Linked DNA regions of Mus musculus: regions 1 and 2 are each linked to region 3. A link is a loop called in an ENCODE intact Hi-C map of the cell type or tissue named here. Cell type or tissue: left cerebral cortex. All regions are shown on one strand. Links, peaks and the distances in the headings refer to the core of each region. The heading gives the core; the rest is flanking DNA.

Region 1 (7,320 bases), core at 1,053-6,052, 85 kb after region 3:
TCTTGCCTGAGGGATCTATGCATATTCTCTTACTTAGTACTCTGGTGTTCCATTTTCTTTTTTTTTTTTTTTTTTGGTTTTTCGAGACAGGGTTTCTCTGTGTAGCCCTGGCTGTCCTGGAACTCACTCTGTAGACCAGGCTGGCCTCGAACTCAGAAATCCACCTGCCTCTGCCTCTCAAGTGCTGGGATTAAAGGCGTGTGCCACCACGCCCGGCCATTTTCTATTTTCATCCCCAATTTATACAAGAGGAGACATAAAAGTAAAGTGCCCCTACTCCAGTCACACAGTTGATAGATGGTGTGATAGCTAGTGCTAATTGTCAATCTAATAGGTCCTGCTCTCTTAGGCATGCTTGTGGGGACTGTCTTGTCTTCATTGATGTAGAAAGACACATCTTAACTGTGCTGAGTGGCAGCATTCCTTAAACGGGACCCAGGACAGCATAAAATAGGGATGCCTGGGCCACTGAGAGCACACCAGGTAAAGGTGCTTGCCACTGAACCTGCATCTGATCCCTAGAACCAGATGGTAGAAGGCAATTGACTCCACCCTTACACCATAGCATTCACACACCCACATAAACACACAGTAAATAAATATAAAACAAAATATAAAATAAGTTGGAGCGTTGATCCTATTTTCCTGATTTTGGATGCCATGTGACTAGCTGCTTCAGCTCCCACCACCTTGACTACTCTGCCACAGCAGACGGTACCCTGTAACTGTGAGGTGGGAAAAACTTTTCCTACCTTAAATATGTTGAACTCTTTGATCAATGAGCTAAAGATATCTGAACCTGGTATAGTCTTTAAAAATCAAAAAAGAAAAGTTCTCCCTGTGAAATCCTAACACTCTTATGCATATTTCATGGTATATATGCTACATGAATGTTTTAACACACGCACGCACATGCAAAAGTGCTCTGAATTCAGTCTCCTGCCTTCCCTGATCATACAGAGGGAAAAGTCCTGAGGGCTCTGGTTGTCTCAAGAAAATGGAGAACCTGGGCACAGCAGGTATTTTACCAAGCAGAAGTGTCACTAAACAGTGTTCTTAAAGAGTTTGAATTCAGGAGTTCCAAACCCCTCCAGCAATATCCTTCTGTGTTTGTCCACTATCAACATTTGAATGGATTAATTTTATTCAACAAATATTTATTGTGCAGCTACTATGTGCCAGATGATGAGTAAGGCAACGGAGATCAACTGACAGAAGAGAGGGTGCCTGCAGACCAGCAGCAGCAGCAGCAGCAGCAACACACCTCCATTGACTAGCTCTGTGAATGGGGACATTTCTCATCATACCTGAACCTCAGGTAAGGGAAGGCTGGAAATGCCCTATTCTCTCTCACATTCTCTTCTGGCCCTGTTCCCAGGGCACATCCCAGACTGCTAAAAAATCCAAAGTCCACCCTCCAGCCAAGCAAATAGTGGCTGAAAACAACGTTGTTTTCTTTCCCTGCCACGGCTGGGAAAAACAAGCTAGCTGGAGTAACTCATCACCTGGCAGGGTGACCTTCCCTTCTGTCAGCTTTTTGTTCTGCCAGTGCAAGGCCTGCATGCAGTAGCTCTCTCTGGGCTGAGCAAGCCACTGAGGTGACTAGATAAGGTAGAAGGGTGTGCCTGTCTGTGATCCTACATCCATGAACAAAAGATCCCCCGACCCAATACTCAGCTTCCTTTGCCTGAAAGATATAGCTGGCTCACTGGGTGCCTGGTCTTTTCTTTAGCTCCAAATGTCACAAGTATAAGGAAATCCACCATCAGCTTGCTTACTATAAAAATGGGAATGACACTCCCTACAGTAGCTAACGCAGGACTCGAGAAGAGATGCATGCCAAGTCTTGTACACAGAGTACCAGGCCTTTTGCTAGGTCTGTCATGCTCATCCATCCCACACTGCACAGTGAGGAGAGTTCCCACACAAGAGTGGAACTTCGAAGAAACAACAGTCAAAAATGCCATCCAGGTCTGTCTGGCTACAACCTACCCACCTTCCTTCAGACTTTGTTACAGTCTCCATGGCAACAGTGAAATCAGAGCGGCCTTTTACTGTGATCTCCATGTGTGCTGGTTTTGCCTATAATAATGCACATGCATAGTTGGGCGTGGTGGCACACACCTTTAATCCCAGCACTTGGGAGGCAGAGGCAGGCGGATTTCTGAGTTCAGAGTGAGTTCCAGGACAGCCAGGGCTACACAGAGAAACCCTGTCTCGAAAACAAACAAACAAAAGCACATGCATGATGCTTCCTAGAAATAAAGGCATATTCTCAGCAAAAGCAAAAAAATTGGGGTACTGTTGATATGCAAAGACTACTGCTGAGTGTTTCTCCAAAAGGCAGCAAAGAGGCTGAAATCTTACTTCGTGTGGACAGATGGGCAAAACGTCTAAGAAAGGGAGACACTCACTAGTCCCGCTGCTACCCATAAACTAAACTCGCAGCTATAACTCAGAGCCTTCCAAGCTCCCCGTCCTCGTTTCTTCCTCCTTTTCTTCCTATCTAAGGATCTTTCAGTCCCACCTCCTTCCCATCTTCCTCCAGCCACCCGATCGGAGAGCCCCTAGGAGTGAAGGGCAAGATAGAACTCCATTTCCCTAGGTATCAACTGGGCCCCACACCTTTACGGCCTCAGCGGTCCTAGCGAGAACAAAGGATCAGGTGTATCAAAACGTCTCAAGAGCCCGCAGTTGGCTTCCGAGGCCTGCGCTTACTTCCTCGGGGCAGTGTCGCTATAATGAAGCTTTCGGACCTAACGCCTCCCCTCCCGGCTGGTTCTACAGGGGGCCAGGTCAAAGGTGAGGCCAGTGAGAGCAAAGAACCCGGGCAACGTCTCTCAGCCGAGAAGACAACGCCAGCCCTCTCCTCCCCCCAGCTTCTGGGCGACTCTTCCACGTCCGACCGGCCACTCTACCAACCGCGACGTCAGCCGGAAGTGGCATGTGCGGGGCTGTAAACACCGCCTGCGAAATCACGCACCCAGCTCCCGACCCCGCCCCCACGCCACGTGATGCGCCCGCCCCCGCCGCCGCCTCATTGGGCGGCCAGCTTTGTTTACCTTATATGGCCAGGTCCTAACACCCCGTGACGGCCCATTGGTACAGTCGCGACCTCACTCAGGTGACGTCACTGGGACAGAAAGATGCAAATAAACCGGGGCATTGTGGGAATGGCAGTCGTGGCCGTTTCTGTACGTGCTCCGCGCGGTCCTTTTGCCAGCAGGCTGCTGGAAGTTTTTCTTTTGCGTGGGAAAGTGGGAGTTGAAAGAAAGGGGACGCCAAGGCTCCGGAGCAGGGGCTGTCTTTTTTTTTTTTTTTTTTTTTTTTTTTTTTTTTAAGACGCTCTTCCTGCACGACTGGCCAAGAGTTAGGCAAAGATGCCTTGCGAGCTCTGGAATGCTTCCAGGAGGTGGTGATTTCTAGCAGCGCCTTGAAAGGCAGATGCTCTGCGATACCGAGCGTTTTCTAAGTCTCAGGATTTTAGGAGTGTTTCAGCCTAGGGCAGTGGAGTAGGACCAAAGCTATCAGAGAGTCCCCTAAGAGCGCGCCTATTAATATTGTGATGCTAAGCACAGCAGCACACAGGACCTCCAGGGCCCAGTGATAAGGCAAGCTTGTGCAATGGTCCCTGGTTCGCAACTTCGCCTCTCAGCCTGGGGCACGGGCTGCGCGCCCCACTGAGATCGCTCGGGAGAGGGCGTCCACGCTCCTTCCCGGTCCGTTCGGCGGGGGCGTCGCGGACTACACATCCCAGCATGCTTCGCCGGCCGCGGGGCAGCGAGGCGCGGTGAGTCAGAGCGCACAGTAAATATTTGTATTAGCCGGGGCCGGCTCGCTAATGGTGGACGCGTGAGGCTAGCGCGCAGGGAGGCCGGAGCGGGCTGCACGGCGGCGCCATGTCCGTGAACATGGACGAGCTCAAACACCAGGTCATGATCAACCAGTTCGTGCTGACGGCGGGCTGTGCGGCCGATCAGGCGAAGCAACTGCTACAAGCGGCCCACTGGCAGTTCGAGGTGCGTAGGGGAACCGGGGACGGGCGCGGGCGGTGTGGACACGTGCCGGGGTGCCGGCTGCGGGCATCACCGACCGCCAGGCCAGAGCCCCGGAAACCCCGCTATCAGGACTGGATACCCTCCCCCAACACCCCCCCCCCCCCGGTCCCGGTAACGGCTGAGGAGGAGACAGCCGCCTGGAAGACGCCCAGGGCCGTGCCGGAGGCGGAGTCGCTTGGAGAGAGCGGTCTCAGGGTCGGTGTGCCGGGTGGGCGGTTTGCGGGAGTGCGCACACGTACATGTGGATTTGTATTTACGCACGCACCGCGCTTGGGCGTCAGCAGGGCACATCGAAGGTTGTGGGCATGTGGGCGCGTGTGCGGACTCAAAGCCCGTCTCGAGTGCGTGTCTGATACAGGATACCTTTGTGTCATGTTTGGTGTGTGTGTGCAGCGTGTACATAGGTGGTGGTTTGCTGATGGTAATCGTGCTGGGTATGGTGCGGTGTATGTTCATATACGTCATGGAGTGTATGGGTGGTGTGCTGGATCCTCAGAGTAAATTACGAGAGTCTGTATGTGTGTAGCCCACTCCAAAGGTGTCACCGGGGCGGGATCCTTATGAAGACCTGGGTATCCTCGGGCCTGACAAAGGAACCTGTATCTTGGGATGGTGTACTGTATACGGTTCACTTATTTTAGGGCATTTTAGACAGAAGATGGGAAGGTCAGTCTGGCTCTCATCTACTCCCAGGTTTCTCTTGACCGGTAGGATTATGTGCCCAGTCTTTTGTGTTACTAAGATGCCTCTGTTCCTCTAACTCAAAACCCCACATTCACCACTTGTGGGTATCGAGATGAGACTCTCTGGCTTGTAGCTGTGTGGGTACATGTGTGAGTCACAACCAGAGCCAGTCTAGTATTCTGTGCCCAGTTGGAGACCCCAGAGCTTGGCTTCCCAGTGGGAACCATCCCATTTTCAGTAGGAAAAGCCAGGAAGTGGAGACCAAGGCTTAACTTCCTGGTGCAGGATCAGAACCTCCCCAGGCTGGGAAGACTGTAGCCCTTCCAGCTCTGGATACCAAGCCTTCGATCTGTTTATCTACTCCCTGCTAGACTTCCAGGCCAATGTCCCTATGCAAGAGAGGGAAGGCTTCTTCCTTTAGCCTGGATTTGCTTACCCCTGGAGGTAGCAGTGCTTGTCAGCCTCTGAGGCCTGAACGCTCTGCCTTCTGTCCCCTCCCCCTGCAGCCCCACCCCAGGGAAGTGCCTTACTGCTCAGCTCTGCAACAGTCTTAATCTGCCCTGTTGTCTCTTGGGTTGGATGTGGTAAAACTTGTAAAACCACATTCATGGCAGTTGCTGGAGCCCAGTGGCTCTGCTTGCAGGTCCTTGCCCCAGGCTGGGCAGGCAGGCAGGTGTCTCATGGGAAATGGGCCGTGTGGAAGACTCGGCCCCTCTCTCAGTGTGGCGCAGGCTGGAGGGGGATGGACTGAGATATATGGCTACCAAGATTAGGGAAAACTGTCTTCAGGAGGAGCAGGGACTTCCTGCAGCCTGGAAACAGGCTGACTGACATGGGTAAGTTCTCTGTGCTCTGGGCTTGCAGAGTCTCCCTGTCACCGGGTACAAAGTGAAGAATAAGCTGTGAGCTCCCCTTGACCTGAGGCATCTGCCTAGGTGTGAGGGGTTCCTCATGGTTAGCCCTCCCCCACCCTCCTGGTTGGTAGCATACTCCAGGCAGTGTTTCTGGGTCACATTCTCAGATTCAGGTGCTAATGGGGGCAGAGGCGGGGAGGGGGGGGGGACACACACACACACACACCTCTGTGTAGTTGGCCAGATTCTTCTCTATACTGCCCTTTGGAGGACAGTACGGGTGTGTCATGTTGGGGTCCTGGGCTAGAGGAGCAGCTGCCCCTGCTAGGAGGCCTTGAGTGACCCCAGATTCATCCCCACTCCACTGCTTGGGAACACTGGTGTTGGGCACCACCAGCAGGGCATTCCCAGAATAATTCATTGGAATATACTGGAAAAATAAAAGAGCAAGCCTGGTCTCAGCCTGGGTTTCTGTGTGAAATCAGAGGCAAGGGGCTCCCAGTCCTGCTGGCTGGCCTGGCCTCCTGCTGTTCTGGGTTGGAGTGAGGAGTGGTACTGCCTAGGCTGAAGCTTAGCAGGCTCCAGGGGACCCCTCACCCACTTGATAACCGTGCTCACCCAGCACTTTCACAACAGCATCCAGTTTCCTCTTTTCCTGAATCAGGCCAAGGCAGGATACGGTCAGTACAGACGCTATCCTTTGGGTTCCCTGAGGCCACCCTGGGGCTCCCTTCCCCAGTGACACAGGCTTTTACACCAAGTCCTCTTTTTTTTTTTTTTGGTTTTTCGAGACAGGGTTTCTCTACAGCTCTGGCTGTCCTGAAACTCACTTTGTAGACCAGGCTGGCCTCCAACTCAGAAATCCACTTGCCTCTGCCTCCTGAGTGCTGGGATTAAAGGTGTGCGCCACCACGCCCAGCTACACCAAGTCCTCTTTCACCACACTTTTTGGCCAGTCCTGAGTGTTAGCCTAGAGTCCCAGTTCAGGGTTCTGTTCCTATTCCCACCTCGTGCTAGCCCAGGGTCTTAAGCCACTTCATCCTCAGTTTTCCTGTCTGTAAAATGGAGGACACCAATTCTAGCTTTGATGGTATGCCCCTATTTTGCCCTATTTCTGCTTGAAGAGGCTGTAGCTCAGAACAACAGGTGGCTAAGGAGCTGTCCCAAAAGCTGTCATGGAAGCAGTCTTCAGTTTCTGGGTCACCCTCTAGCTGTTCGTGTTAGGGACATCCCTCCAGAGATGGAAGTTATGCTAAGAAGTCTCCACCCTCTACACTGAGACTCACTCTTTGAGAGTCCCCCAGTACATATGATACAGAGACTCAGAGAAGGGTGGGGATTCCTCCCAACACACACCCCTCCAGTTGAGGTGACAGACCCAGGCCACAGTAGAGTCCAGAAAAGCCACAGTGACAATGTTAGGGTGTGGGGCAAGGGTTCATGAGACCCCAGCTACCTGACTGGTGGGAAGCGATATTGTAAGCGTCTTCACTGCTGGGAGTCCCATGAGACCTCCTTGTGTGATGGTCACAGACACACTGCTGGACCTCAGTTCACCCTGTCCCTCGGGGATGGTTGGACAGGTCTTGGAGGGTAAGCACAGCCTTTCTCTCTGCAGACAGCCCTCAGCACCTTTTTCCAGGAGACCAACATCCCCTACAGCCACCACCACCAGATGGTAAGTGTCCCCTGGAAACCCAAAGTGGCAGTACTGGTGGCTCCCT
Region 2 (7,320 bases), core at 1,421-6,420, 49 kb before region 3:
CTGTCTCGGATCTCATTAGGTAGCCCAGACTGTCCTCAAGTCCACAACCCTCCTGCCTTAATCTCCATAGTGCTGCTAGTATTCCAGCATTACCTGCCTGTTGTGTCATGTTTACACAGCCTATGGATGGGGCTTGCATTTTTATCCATCTTCAGTATCTACTTACCAATTACAGTGCTTGCTCCAGTCACATCATTTCACATACCATAATATGTTATACCACATGGGCACATTAGAAAAGTTTCTTTTGGAAAAGGAGTCTTTCTTGTCCTGGCACCTTCTTCATGCCTGCACTCACATATGTCTCTCCCATCAGTCTCCTAAGTAGCTGGAACTTTTTTTTTTAAGATTTATTTTTACTATTTTATATATATATGAGTACACTGTAGCTGTCTTCAGACAGACTAGAAGAGAGCATTGGATCCCATTACAGATGGTTATGAGCCACCATGTGGTTGCTGGGAGTTGAACTCAGGACCTCTGGAAGAGTTGTCAGTGCTCTTAACCACTGAGCCATCTCTCCAGCCCAGTAGCTAGAATTTTAATTTCCACTTAATTTCTTCTCTTTTAAAATCACTTTTTAGGACTGGAGAGATGGGTCATCGGTTCCTGCCTGTGATGGTGTTCTTGGTGTTCAGTCTAGAAAGCTGCTCAGCCTTCCTTGAGCATTAACAGATATGACAGAAATGTGCGTGTTCTCCTTTACAGTGGCCCTGCTTAGACTGCTCAGCTGCGCATCACCTCAGCAAAACTGGGTGCCCTGTTGCCTTTCACACGATGGCTTTGATTCTTTTCAAGCTTTCATGCAGTCCCCAGAGTCTTGGATGGCTTCTATTGCTAGACCCTGCTCTGGGTTCTGGAACATGCTGGGATACAAGCAGCGCCTCCGATCTTCATTCACATCACTTACATTTTAATGGAAACACAAAATAAGCTTGACGCTTTTAAACAAGTAAAGACTGTAAAGAGTATAATAAATACAGTTTGGGGAGGCTGAGCTGGCAGAAAATCTCAGCAGTTAAAAGTGTGCACAGACACTGGCAGAACACCCGCACACATAACAATCAATGGCACCATTAATCCCAAACCTCAGGAGGCAGGTGCAGTCTGACCGGTGAGTTAGAGGCAAGCCTAGTCTACATAATGAGCCAGCCAGCGCTACAGAGTGAGACCCTGTCTTTAAAACAATAGTAATAAATAAGCCAAATGTAATATAGTGAATTCCAGGAGAGCTGGGGCTACATAGTGGGAAGATAAAAGGAAGAACAAACAAACATGAGATCCTTGTAGGCTGTAAGGAAAGCCCTGTCTCAACAATAAAACCCAAACCCTGGGGCTGATGGATCAGGACTTAAGAGAACCAGCTGCTTTTCCAGAGGGCCGGGGTTCAAATTCCAGCACCCATATGGCAGATCATATACATCTGTAACTCTAGTTCCAGGAGATCCAAACCCCTCTGAGAGCACCAGGCACCCACATAGTGCACAGACATACATGCAGGCAAACAGACACATGAAATAATAAAATAAATTTTATAACTGAATAAAACAAAAGTAATAAAATAATGTATGTAGGCTCTAAGGTAATAAAACAGAGATAGCTGGTATATCAATGGGCACAGCTGCTGTGTTGATGAGCACAAAGGAGCCTTTGGAAAGGTTGGTTGGGAGGTGTCAGCCATTTTTTAAGAAAGGGCACAGTGATCCTGAGTATAATACAACATCCTCGGAAGACTGCATTGAGGGCTGTCACCTTGACTCCTAACAGCACTGAGCACTTCACATGTCTGCGTATAAATAGAGCCATGAGGGTTGTGACTGTTCCTTCTTCAGGTGGGGCTGTGGCAGAAGCCCACAGGCTAGGCCATCTGCTCCACATCAAGCCAGTATTCATACCCACATATCTCAAGCTCTAGGTCCTGCCTGCTAAGCAACAGGCTAGAACCATCTGGAAATGGCTCCAGGAATCAGGGCTCTACCACATAGTAGCTCTGTAGCTAGAGACCAACCTCTACCTCTTTTATTTTTTTTTTTCAGGTATACAAAAGAGCCAAGGCACTGGACCAGTCTGACAATGATATGTCTGCCGTGTACCGAGCCTACATACACTAAGCCTTGCCTGCCCATCTACCCTCCCATCTTCCCTCTGACCTCCCCTCCCAGTGTGGGGTCAGGGTTCTGGGACTAGCTCTGGACCAGTCACCTGTCTCCATTTCCTTTTATACAGACTTTGAAACTTGCATCAGCACAGTACACAGCAGCACCCTGTCTCCCTGAGGCCCTGGCCAGGGATAAGAGGATCTATCTCTCCTGGTGGCTGTGAAGAAGCTCTTGAGCTGGGCCTTGATTGACCCTGGAGCAGGAGGTTGTGGATTCTCTCTGTTCCTCTGTGTTCTCTGTCTCTGTCACACACACACCCAGGATAGAAGCTACCCAGAAACTGCTGCCTGGCTGTTCTTGCAAGCTTAGCCCCCTTCTGGTCAAGAGACTGGAGGGACTAGAATTGACAGGGAGCACTGGAAGCTTTCAACTTCCCCAGGACAGAGACTGGCCCCCACTGGGCCCCTGAAAGGAGAGGCCCCTCAGCCATCATGAACCAACAGATTCCCTGAGGAGGCTCTGTGGATCACCAGCTGAGGAGGATTTTCCTGTAGACACTACCATTACACCGCAGCTCCCAGAGTGTCTCTGTGAACTGAAGAGAGACCAGCATAGCCACATAGACCCCTCTTCAGGGGGAGCAGAGTCTACAGTCTTCTGTCCTGAGCCTGTTCCTCCCAGGAGGTTTCATTTGGATTTGCATTCCAGCCCAAGGGAAGGGGCCGTAAGGGCCTTGGGAGCAGTGAAGTGTATGGGCGGCTCCTTCCTGTTTCCATTACGCCAGGCTCTTGAGCTGGGCTACCTGTTCAGCCTGCTCTACACAGGTCCCCTGCATGTCCCTCTTCCCCTTTTCCTTCCATGGAGATATTTCTGTCCCATCCTCTTTTGACCCAGCCCCAGCCTGATCAACACCAATAATAAGCATTTCCTAGATGAGCATTTCCTAGGCTGGGCTTTTGATGAGGAACCTTACTTCTGCCAGTGGTTCCAAGTTCTGGGTTTTTTGGGACTTGAAGCATTTCTCCTTGAAGAGGGGACCAGAGAGGCTTAGAATGTCACACGAGAGGAATCACCCGAGGAAGCCTTCCTCCTCATGAGTTTGGATTTTCAAAGCCACGATTTAACTTTTCCATCTGGGATAAGGATCTCAGGACATGGGCACGGGGCAGGGGATGCTTGTGGAGTTCAGTGCAATTGTCCATTCACTGGGATGCTGAACAGTTTCTGTCTGGACACAGCCTGTCTTGGTCCTGGGGGCTGGGGGTGGGGAAGATGCTGTAAGAAAACCGGTTAGTCAATGTTGTCTTAATATTGTTGACAATTCTGTAAAGTTCCTTTTTATGACTATTTCTGTTTAAGCTATTTCACCTTTCATTTTGAAACCCTTTCCTTTTATGGAGAAAATGTGACACTGTGGAAATGCTTGTAAGAAAGCCCCTACTCCCGCTTTTCCTTGAAATGACAGATCTAGGTGATTACGGTTGTGAATTTTTATTTTCACTTTGTTTTTAATGAACATTTGTCTTTCAGAATAGGATTGTGTGATAATGTTTAAATGGCAAAAAAACAAAACATGATTTTGTGCAATTAACAAAGCTACTGCAAGAAAAAAAAATAAAACATTTCTTGGTACCATAACTGTATCATTGTACCCAAATGCTAGGGGGACCTAGGTAGGAGCCAACTCACCTGATTCTTTCCCGGTGGAACCCTGGGCGGGCTCCATCTAGCCGGACAATACTGGAATAACTTGATGGACGGCCCCGCCGACCAATCAGTGGTGGCCAAAGCCCGGGTCCCTGCTGAAAAACAGGGATTGAGGCGGGCGGATAGAAGGCGAGGCGTGGCCTATCCGTCTAGCCACTCACCAGCCAGGACTAGAAGCTACAGCCAGTCGCTTGAGGCGTAGCCGGCTTGAGGGCGGAGCTTGTGCCCTATTTGCCAATCGGTCACGGGAGGAGGCGAAAAAGGGGCGGGCGTTGCGCGCCAAGCTCCTGACTACAGACCTCAGAGACGGTGCGCGGCTAGGAGGATGGCGACCGCGATGGCTGCGAGCGCCGCGGAGCGGGCAGTACTGGTGGGACGCGCTCGGCGGGCAGGGGGCGGCGGGCGGCCAGCCGACCGGCGGCGGGGATGGGATGGGTTTGACGCCGCGCTGTCCGCAGGAGGAGGAGTTTCGCTGGTTACTGCACGCTGAGGTGCACGCCGTGCTGAGACAGCTGCAGGACATCCTCAAGGTAACGCTCCCGCTGGTCCCGCCCGGCCTGCCATCCTTCCTATCCACCGGGTCCTGCCAATCGCACACAGCAGATGCTGAGCGTGACCCGTGCAGATACCCACTTCTGAGAGTACAGTTCAGACGCAGACATGCTGGCATGTAATTACACAAGCAGTGGGCACCAGGTCTTGAGTGTGAACTATCTTCGAAACTGACATTTATCTGTGAGCAAGCAGGGTAGTGGTGAAAGCTTGTGATTTCAGCACTCGGAAGAGTGAGGCTAGAGGTTCATGAGTTAGAAGCCAGCCTTAGGCTCCATTGTGAAACACTGTCTCAAACAAAACAGTCTCAAAACAACACTGATAATCCGAGCTCTGAAGTGATCTCAGCCAAGTTACCCGGATTTCTGAGCCTGTTCCCTTACCCTAACCAGGCTCACACGTCTGTTTGTGAAGATAAATAAACTATCTCACAGAATGCCTAGGACAGTAACCTAGCAAAGCCTGTTACTGTGACTACTGATTGTCTGATTCGGGGACTCTGCTCCCCACACATATCACAGCACTCCAGCTTTCTAGGCACTGTGCCTCTCTGTTCTGTGTTCCACCTGGCTGCTCATGATATACTCAGGACTGGAATGAACGGGTCTGAGCTCATAAAATCTTGGAGGTTTAGTAGGGCAGAGGCAGAGGGGCCAGGTCAGGCCTGCCCTCCTCGTCCCTTCCCCTGCTAACCTGGCAAAGTATCCAGGCCTTGGAATGGAACACTGGCCAGACTGAGGTGAGGTGTTGGGACTGCGCTGTCTTCCACAGGAGGCCTCTCTCCGCTTCACTCTCCCAGGCCCCAGCACCGAGGGCCCTGCCAAGCAGGAGAACTTCATCCTGGGCAGCTGTGGGTGAGCTGGGTTGGGCAGGAGCCTTTGGAAGGGGTGTACACCTGGGGGGAGGAAATGCCCAGGGTACGGTGGGGCAGCCTGCAAGGGGAGGGAGCAGTAGCAGGCGCTCCTCTGACTCGTGTGTGTTACAGCACAGACCAGGTGAAAGGGACTCTGACTCTGCAAGGGGATGCCCTCAGCCAAGCGGTGAGTCCCCCAACAGTCCAGCTGGTGACAAGGATGGTGATGGCTTAGCTCTGCCACCAGCTAGCTCTGTGACCCTGGCTCTGACCCTTGTTGTCTCTGACCTGTTTCCTTGTATGTCTGTAATGTCACAGGCAACCCTCACACTACCTCATGAGATAGGCTTTAGATCCCAGGAGGGGAAGGACAAGAACCTGATGGCATTACACTTAGTTCAGCCTGGCATCTGGACCCTGTGAAATACAAACTTTGGAAGCCTAGGCAGGCTGGCCCCGCATCAAAGTTGAATGAGCCACCACCCTCTGATCTAAGGCCTCAAAGGCCCTGGGGGACAGCCCGTCCCCACGGTTCAGACTACACCACTACCTCCTGTCCAGCTCTTCCCCTTTCTCAGCTTCTCTCGCCCCCCCCCCCACCACCACCACCACCACCACTTTGTGGTTCTTCCTGGGTCTGAGTTCCTATTTCTTGACATTCCTCTTTATCTCCCTCCTGGCTGGCTGAGGCGCCTAGGGCCTCAGCCATCCCCCCACTGCATTGCTGGCTCACAGGATGTGAACCTGAAGATGCCTCGGAACAACCAGTTGTTGCACTTGGCCTTCCGGGAAGACAAGCAGTGGAAGCTGCAGCAGGTGAGGTCCAGCACTCAGCCTGGGCGGCCCAAGGCAGGCCCGAGCCAAGGCCTCCCTGGACAAGTCTTGCAGTGGGGACTTTGCGACCACAGCAAATATAGCAGAATTGGGGGTAGGGGGGGGCAGAGTCTGCTCCACATTAGGGATGTGAAACCAGCCCTAGTTTTGCGACTCTGGCCATGTTAGGACAGCTGAAGGTCCCTTTGAATGTCACTTAACAGGGGCTTCCCATGTACTGTGAATCAACCACAAGCTTTCTGCCTACCCACAGGCCATGTGACACACATGGGCACACGCACACACACCCTGATCTGAAGCTGGTTTACAGGTCCCCCTCCTTGCTCTCCCTGGGCACCTGGGCACGCTTGTTTCTGCCCTTGAGCCTCGTACACTTACCTTATGGGTGTACTAGGGCTTATCTTTTGAGCAGTGACTTACACAGGGGCAAGAGCCAGCATGCCTTGGCTGCCATGATTGTCCTGGCCATCCAGGTTCAAATACTCCAGCTTTGGAGGTGGTCAAGACCACAGATGGCACCACCTTCTCCTGGGAGCTTAGCCTCTCAAGTGGGCCCCATGTTCTGGGATCAGGCTCAAGACCCAGAAATGTGGCTTCCCTGAAACTGACAGACTTTGTTTCTGTGGGTGGGGCGTGGGGGGCTGTTTCCAGATCCAGGATGCCAGGAACCATGTGAGCCAAGCTATTTATCTCCTAGCAAACCGGGATGAGAGCTACCAGTTCAAGACAGGAGCGGAGGTCCTCAAGGTACTCTTCCCGTGTCGGCGCCTTGCATCCTGTCCCAGGCTTCTTTGGAAGCTGCTCCTTCCCAGCCATGACTCAGGGATCTGGCCACATGTGTTAGCTTATGACCTGAATTACAGCATCTGCTAAGCTTGTAGATTAGGCCTGGGAACCATGGGAACCATGGTCACCTGGCAACAACAGAATCTACAGATGTTGCTTGCCGATGCTAGGGGCTTGGGCTGGGACACAGGGGAGCCCAGCTGCTGCCACCAAAGTAGCAGTGGCCACCTGCCCCTCCCCAGCTCATGGATGCTGTTATGCTGCAACTGACTAGAGCCAGAAGCCGGCTCACTACCCCAGCCACCCTCACCCTGCCGGAGATTGCTGCCAGCGGCCTCACGGTCAGTACCTCAGACAGCCCCTACCCCAAGAAAGAAGTCTCTACTGAGAGGTCCAGCCAGGGGGATTTCTGTGCCTGGGTGGTTTTCTGCAGGCTTCTGGGTTGGGTTCTTGGCCTGTATCCTGTCCCCCAATATGTTAACACAGTTT
Region 3 (7,320 bases), core at 756-5,755:
TAAAAACCAAACCAAACAAACCAAAAAAGTGACCTAAAGTGGCCAGAGCCCCAGCTGGCCTCCCAGATCCTCCTGCGGAGTGTAAGGGGTGTTGTCTACACTTGCTCCTCTGAGGGCTGGCCTTCAGGCAATGGAGATGGTGGAGACGGGTCCGGAGAGCCTCTTCAGCCCTCACAGATCCAGCTTGCTTCAATGATGTTAAGATTAACTGAGCAGAGACAGGTTACCCAGAGCTGAGTGGGTCCTGGAGCCCAGCTTAGCCTTTAAAATGGGTTTTGGATTCTACAGTGTTTTCATTGGGAAGTATGTTTCACCACAGCAACGTCAACAAGTGTTAATAGGTCTGACAGGATGGGGTTGCCAAGGATAAAATGCCTCAGGTGGGATCAGTAGATAGCAACCATTCTCATCATCAAGCCACTGATGTGAATATCTATCTACCTACCTACCTACCTACCTACCTACCTACCTACCTACCTACCAGCTTTTCTGAGACAGGGTTTCTCTGTTTCAGCTAGCCCTCGCTGTCCTTAAATTCAGAGATCTGTCTGCCTTTGTCTTCTGAGTGCTGTGATTAAAGCATGTAGCACCACCTCCAGTATTAGTCGTAATTGTACATATATATGTACGTGTGTTTATGTGTACCATGTGTGTGCTGGAGCCTACAGAGGCCAAAAGATGGGGGCCTGATCTGTTAGAATTGGAGTGAAAAGTGGTTGTAAGCTACCATGTAGTTCTGGAAACCAAACCTGGGTCTTCTGCAAGAGCAGCAAGCTCTCTTAATTATTGAATCATCCTGTCCAGCCCCTGCCTTTAACTTCTGATGCTCCTGCCTCAGTTTCCAAGTAGCTCATATTACATGCCTGTTCCACCAGCTCTGGATGATTGCTTGAGTTTACATAGAGGTCTTGGTCTCTCCCAGGGATGTGGGGCAGAGAGATGATTATAGCTATGGTATTGGTAGTTCCTGCAACTAGGCGCCTAGAGCTTGTGTTGTGGCCTTTCCTGTTTGTTTCCCAATTCTCCCTGATCTCCTACTAGGGTAGCATTAAGCACCACTGTGCAGGTATTTGTGGAACAAACCCCTTCTTTTCCTTGCTGGATCACTTAGTAGCTGAACATAAGTTCAGCTATGAATTAGCTAGGTTATGGAGAGACACTTGAGACATGCAGCTCTGACAATGGCCAGACAATATAAAATGTCTTGGTAGAAAACAACACAGATCAGGGTGGGAAATCAGAGAGAAAATCAAATGTGCTCCTAGTTCTGAGGGAGGGCGTGCTCATGTGCTACATACCCGATGGCCAGGCTGTCCTTGTGGGAGGAAGAGAGGCAAAACCAGTGGTTTAACCATTCCACTGCTCGTGGAATCCTTATGAGACTTGGGACGACCTCCCTCCCCTCCCCTCCAGAGTTCCCAAGGCCAGTGTCCTACAGACCTCAGGTGAAGGACTCCTCCCTGCAGTAACCCAGGTCCCTGACTCATCGACACCAACAGGGTCTTCAGCCAGCTCCTCAGTCAGGTCTGGAATCAGGACGGGCTCGTTCCGCTGAAAGATGAAGAGCTCTTCTTCCTCACAGTCAGACTGCAGAGAGACCAGGGCACTTTAGAGGAAAAGGCAGTCATACTTTGCACATCCTGCCCAGGAGCAGGTCTGGAAAGATCAGTTCTCGACAAAGGGCCTTGTTCTGTGCTGCTTTCTGCTGCCAATTTGAAAACAGGCTTGGCAGCATACCTCCTGTTGGTGAGATGTGGGCTTCGTTTTTCACAGGCCATATGCAAGCCTTGCACACAACGGATGCTGCATTAATTAGACAATGGATGTGCTGTGTTAATGCACACAACAGATGCTGCATTAATGCATACAATGGACACTGCATTAAAGCCAGCACTGAACAACGGTAGTGAAGAGGCACAAACTAGTCACCTTGCTTCTAGAATCCTTGCTCTTCACTTGAAATGTCCTGTGCCAACCTATGTGCTGAGCGTCTGACCAGTGGATCACAATGGATCCCTCTCACATGTATAAATGGCCACTGATACTGTCAGTGACCCCCCGGCTCACCTCAAGTGGCAGAATCCCTCCCAGACCATACCATGTGGCCTTGGCAAGGTTATCACTCTCAGAGCTTGGAGCTGGACCCGACCGGACCCAACAGAGTTGAGAGCAGTCCAACAGCAGGGTGGGAAGTCCAGGGCTTTGGTACCGAGTCCACCTGGGAGTTAGGACCACAGGAGGAGTGGCCTTGGAGATACAGAGCACTAATATCCACACTCAAGAGTTCTGGCAAACCCAGAGAGAAGCCTGGAAGAAGTGGATACCCAGAAGTAATCCCAGACACTGATGAGTGAAAATAAAGTCCATAGACCAAAGTGGGGTCTGTAGAGGAGTGCCCGAAGCTGTCCTTGCCCAGGCTGGCAGTTAATATCCAGGAGAAAGCTCTTGCTCACCAGGGACGAGTCTGAATCCAGAGATGGAAGCTGGTTTTTGGCAGCCTCAAGGATGGCATCCCAGGGAGAAACTGGCAAGGACATCACTGCTTTGTCTTTGGATGTCATGGGGGCCAGGACTCAAAGGACACCGTCTGTCATCATCAAGGAGTCCTGTGGAGCACACAAGGTGAGGTGGCAGTGTCTGGGTGTTCAAGGAGAAACTAGCATTGGTAGCCTTCCCAAAGCCTTGATCAGCTGTAGATGAAAATGCACCCGCAAAAATTCTAGTTTCTACCCATTTCCTTCTGGTTCTGCAAACTTATGTCACTTGGTAGCAGGACTGTATGTGTGGGTATGTGCAGTCATGAGTGCACAAGATGGTGGTGTCCTCTACTGCTCTCATAGAGGATCACAATTCAGTTTCCAAAACCACAACTACTTGCAACTTTAACCTCAGGGAGAGCCCGTCTCTGGCGTCCACTCGTATCTGCACTGGAGTACACATACCCACCTTCACACCCATACACATAATTAAAATACAAACTAATTCATTAATATAATTAAAAATAATCTTTAGAATTAGAGGTTTAAGATCCATTATTCAAGAGATTTTTTTTTTTAGTCATCACTCAAATGAGTCTCTATAATCCAGTCGCTGGCTCAGCTCCACCTTTTATATCTCACCCTAAAGAAAACACGTTCAGTCCTCAGGGGCAGAGGGACTTTAGGATTGTGGGTGAAGGCCTAGCAAGCGGACCAAGCAGATCAGCTAACGGTGCCAAACCAGAGCTGCGTCAGAGGAGTGAGTGGGGTCTTAGGGCATTTGAGCAAGGACGGGTGCTTGGCTGTCCTGAATTGGGAACCACAGGTGGAGACGCTTTTGGTATACGCACCAAAAGATGTTTCCTACCAGGGGCTTTGGCGGTAGGACACAGAATCACCGAAGTGAAGGGGGCCGCCCAGGACTGATCGTCCTTTAGGTGTGCAAGGCGGGGAGGGTTGAAGGAAGGCTTGACCCGCAGAGGAAAGAGCATGGAGGAGCTCAGAAGACCGAGCGGCTCAGTGTTTCTCCTCAAAGCCAGTTGGCCCCGCCTCGCCCCGCCCCGCGCCAGGCGTCGTTGTCAAGGGAACTGGAAGGCAGCGGGACGAGGCAGTCCGTGCTAGAGCCGAGGGGAGGGTCTCATTCCCTGCCACCCGCAGCCAGGACCCACCCATCGTCGCGTGGGTTTCCGCGGTCTCCCACTTGCCTCAGCCGCTCCGCCCGCCCACTTGCCTTGTCCCCGTGCTGAGTACGGCCACCCACGGCGGCCTGGCGACTCGCCGCCTGCCTCTCTGCCTCAGGATTGGCTCCCGAGCGAATGGGCCGGTATCTGCCATCTCATGGGCTGCTGTGGCGTGTCAATAACAGAACGTCCGTCACCTTCCCGGGATGCTCTGCGCCGTGCGAGGATTACTTCCGGGGTGGGCCGGGCGCAGGGCTGTCGGCCGGTGAGGGGCGAGCCGCTGTCGCTGGAGGGTGGCCCGGGAACCTGAGGCCTTGCAAGGTAGGCCGGGCCGCGGCAGGGCCCTCTGAGAGGTGGGGCCCAAGGCGCCCTGAGTCTGCTCGGGTGGGCAGCCCTGGCGTTTGCCTGTCGCAGGGTTTGGGGACACGGGCCCGCCGCCGTGGTGCTAAACTAAGGGGTCACGCGAGGTGTCGGCCAGACTGCTGAGCCACACGGGAGCCTGCGGTCGTGCATAGTCGCCGGGACCGCTAGGGTCGGAACTGCGTCGTACATTTGGGCTGCAGGGGCTCCCTCGAGGCCTTCATGGATCTCTTGGAGGAATGACAGTTGCCTCCAGAATAGAATTTTTTTTAAAACTAAGATTTAAGAATTTTAAGAATAACTTATCAGGGCTGCAACTGAAATTCTGAGAGAGAGAGGTGCAGAAGACATAGAAACTTTTATTTTACTTGAATCGATTTTTTGGGGGTGTTGGTTTTTTGAGATTGTGGGCGTGTCTCACTGTGTAGACCAGGCTGGCCACAGACTCACTGAGATCTACCTCCCAGATGCTGAGATTAAAGGCCGGTGCCACTACGCTGGCGGGTTGGATGTTTTTAGTGTAAGCATCTAATGTTACCCAGGTTGTCCTTGAACTCAAAGGCGGTCCTATTGTCTCAGCCCCCCAAGAGCTGGAGTTGCAGGTGTGAGTTCTTCCAGGGTTCTGCTAATCCGCCTATGGTTTCCAGTTTGGGGAAGCACGTGTCCATTCTGTTGGTTCAGACTAGGTTAGGTGCTACTTGAGCGCAGGCCTTGCAGCAGGAGAAGCTGGTGTTTCCAGGATACAGGCCTTGTTTTCACCTTACCAGCCCACACACATCACTCATCGTGAGACTGGCAAACTGTTGTATGTTGTCCTTTTTATAACTTTTAAAAGTAAACTTATGTCCTTGCAAGTTGTGTATATATAGTGCTTATCACTGAGATAGATCCTCAACAATCTTTCTACTTTTTAAAAACATATTTGTTTTAATCTAAGTACACTGTAGTTGTCTGGTGATTGTGAGCCATGTGGTTGCTGGGATTTGAACTCAGGACCTTCAGAAGAGCAGTCAGTGCTCTTGACTGCTGAGCCATCTCTCCAGCCCATCTTTCTACTTTTAAAATATTTTAGTCTCACTAAGTTGCCCAGGCAGGCTTGGGATTTGACTCTTCTGCCTCGTCTGGAAGTTGTGCTGCCAGGCCCAGCTTTCACCAACACAGGATAATGCTAGAGTGTTTAAGGGCCTCGAGGGAATTAGTACCTTCTGGGTCATACTTCCTTCGGGCTTCCTTCTGGGTTCACCAGAACTCTTGAGTATGGATATTGTGGTGCTCTGTATCCTTGAGGCCACTCCTGTGGTGGTCTTGACCCCGAGATGGGACCCAGGTGGGTTCAGTGCCAAAGCCCGGGTCTTCCCACCCTGCTGTTCTACTCTTGACTCTGTTGGGTCAGGTTAGGGTCAGTTCCAACCTCAGCGTAATAACCTTGCCAGAGCACTGCGATATTGTCCCGGAAGGACTCAGCCACTTAAAGTGGCTTGGGATCACTGAGGTGGCCCCCACCAATGCTTAGTACCAGTGACCATTTATCTACGTATGTGGCACAGGCCTTTAATCTCAGCAAAGACAAGTGTATCTGTGCCATCAAGTTTAGTCTGGCCTACACATTGAGTTCTAAGTCATCCAGGGCTACACAGTGGGACCTTGTCTCAAAACAAAACAGTGGCCATTGCACAGGTAAGAGCAGAAAGTGAAACTGAGGCTCTACTCACTGTAAACTGCCGTTATCTCTTCTCCCTTCACCTCCGACCCCCACAGACTTTGCCTTGGTAGGGCTCGGACTCGTGGCTGAAGGCCTTATGCAGAGGGGCACCTGACCTCTCTCAGAACTCTTCCTGTCCTGTACTAGCTTCCTATTGCTCCCAGACTTAAGAATCTGTTAGAAGATAAATGGCTAGGCTTTGGTTTGAGTAGGATTACCCAGAAGAAAGGACTCCTAACCATACACCTGTCATCCTGTGTTCATCTGTTATACATAAAAGGGTTGCATAGCTGGATTCCTGCTCAAGTAACATCAGGATTGCATTCTGCAGTCTGCTAGGGTTTTCTTTTCCCCTGTCCTACTCGTCCTTTCTCTCCTCTTCCCCTCCCCCCCTTTCTTTTTTGAGACAAATTCTATGTTCCCAGCTGTTTTGTTGTTGTTTTACCTTGTTGTTTTCCTTTCTGAGAGAGGGTTTCACTCTTGTAGTCCTGGAACTCTCTCTAGACCAGGTTGGTCTCGAACTCACAATCCTGTCTCCATCTCCCCAAGTGCCATAATTAAGTCAGGCATCACTATATATAGCCTTCCATGTGATTTGTGGAGATGCAAATGCACTGCATTCCTGGTCTTTATGGTTTTTTTTTTAACCTTAACTTTTTTTTTCAAAGATTTATTTATTATATGTAAGTACATTTTAGCTGTGTTCAGAAGATGCCCCAGAAGAGGGCATCAGATCTCATTATGGATGGTTGTGAGCCACCATGTGGTTGCTGGGATTTGAACTCAGGACCTTCGGAAGAGCACTTGGTGCTCTTAACCGCTGAGCCATCTCTCCAGCCCCTAACATTTTTTTTTAAATTATGTATATGTGTGTTTCTGTATGGACATGTGCATGTGAGTGTATTGAATCCCCTGGCGGCAGCTGTGAGTTGTGTCATATGGATGCTGGAAATTGAACTCGGGTCCTCTGTAAGAGTTGTACACTCTCTTAACTGCTAAGCCATCTCTCCTGCCCTGGTTTGTTTTAGAAGACTTAAAATGATATGTATGCATGTATCTGGGGGCGGAGTGGGTCGTATGTTCACACATGAATGCAGATCTTCAAACTGGAGGGAGTGTTGGGTCCTCTGGCGCTGTAGTTATAGGAAGTTGTAAGCCACTGAACATAGGTGCAAGGAACTGAACTTGGGTCCTCTGTAAGAGCAATACAAACTCCTAACCCCTGAGCCATCTTTCTGGGCCTCACCCTTGCTTTTATTGAGAGAGGATCTCTGTGTAGGTATGCTGGCCTAAACTTGTTATGTCATCCAGGCTGACCTTAAATTCATGATCTTCCTGCCTCTCTTCCACTTTCCCAGTGCTGGGATTACAGAGGTATGCCACTACACCCAGCTTCTGTGCATCTGTAGCAGCAACCCTTTAGACATACATGTCCATTAATGGGGAACTAGGACCTGGAGAAGCTAGACACAGCTAAATTTTGCTGTACACCCAAATTCAGCAAATAGCGCTAAATAATCCAACTCGCACTGTTTTACTAGCAGTGGAAAGGTCATCTGGCTCCTGGAGAATCTGATGTAGAACCTGTGGTATGAAGCAG

What was found. A loop is a pair of places that touch in the nucleus more often than their neighbours do. Peaks named below come from ENCODE experiments on the same cell type or tissue, not always from the same donor. Only the 100,000 strongest peaks of a DNase experiment are listed, where the experiment ranks them.
Region 1: a loop joins it to region 3, with 10 times the contacts of the local background. A loop is called at or near these places in 4 of 42 quality-filtered maps.
Region 2: a loop joins it to region 3, with 2.8 times the contacts of the local background. A loop is called at or near these places in 18 of 42 quality-filtered maps.

Annotation. Positions count from the first base shown.
Region 1 is chr16:4,876,316-4,883,635 of GRCm38, reverse strand. Ubald1 (UBA-like domain containing 1) reads left to right here and starts at 3,785. Exons shown (of 3, transcript NM_145359.2): 1 at 3,785-4,019; 2 at 7,215-7,274. The coding sequence starts at 3,900. In left cerebral cortex, for the core only: CTCF peaks have their summits at 3,466, 3,713 and 5,996; DNase peaks (open chromatin) are centred at 3,730, 4,384, 4,893, 5,259 and 3 more places; H3K4me3 peaks cover 3,524 bases; H3K27ac peaks cover 4,042 bases.
Region 2 is chr16:5,010,319-5,017,638 of GRCm38, reverse strand. Rogdi (rogdi homolog) reads left to right here and starts at 4,086. Exons shown (of 11, transcript NM_133185.2): 1 at 4,086-4,176; 2 at 4,265-4,336; 3 at 5,130-5,212; 4 at 5,344-5,398; 5 at 5,947-6,027; 6 at 6,697-6,792; 7 at 7,074-7,172. The coding sequence starts at 4,132. It overlaps Glyr1 (glyoxylate reductase 1 homolog (Arabidopsis)), which reads left to right. Exons shown (of 16, transcript NM_001079814.1): 16 at 2,037-3,737. The coding sequence ends at 2,111. In left cerebral cortex, for the core only: a CTCF peak has its summit at 4,153; DNase peaks (open chromatin) are centred at 3,976 and 4,869; H3K4me3 peaks cover 2,053 bases; H3K27ac peaks cover 1,926 bases.
Region 3 is chr16:4,960,779-4,968,098 of GRCm38, reverse strand. Anks3 (ankyrin repeat and sterile alpha motif domain containing 3) reads left to right here and starts at 3,862. Exons shown (of 17, transcript NM_028301.4): 1 at 3,862-3,979. It also overlaps 4930451G09Rik. In left cerebral cortex, for the core only: no CTCF peak of the experiment used is centred there; DNase peaks (open chromatin) are centred at 1,798 and 3,715; H3K4me3 peaks cover 2,475 bases; H3K27ac peaks cover 1,733 bases.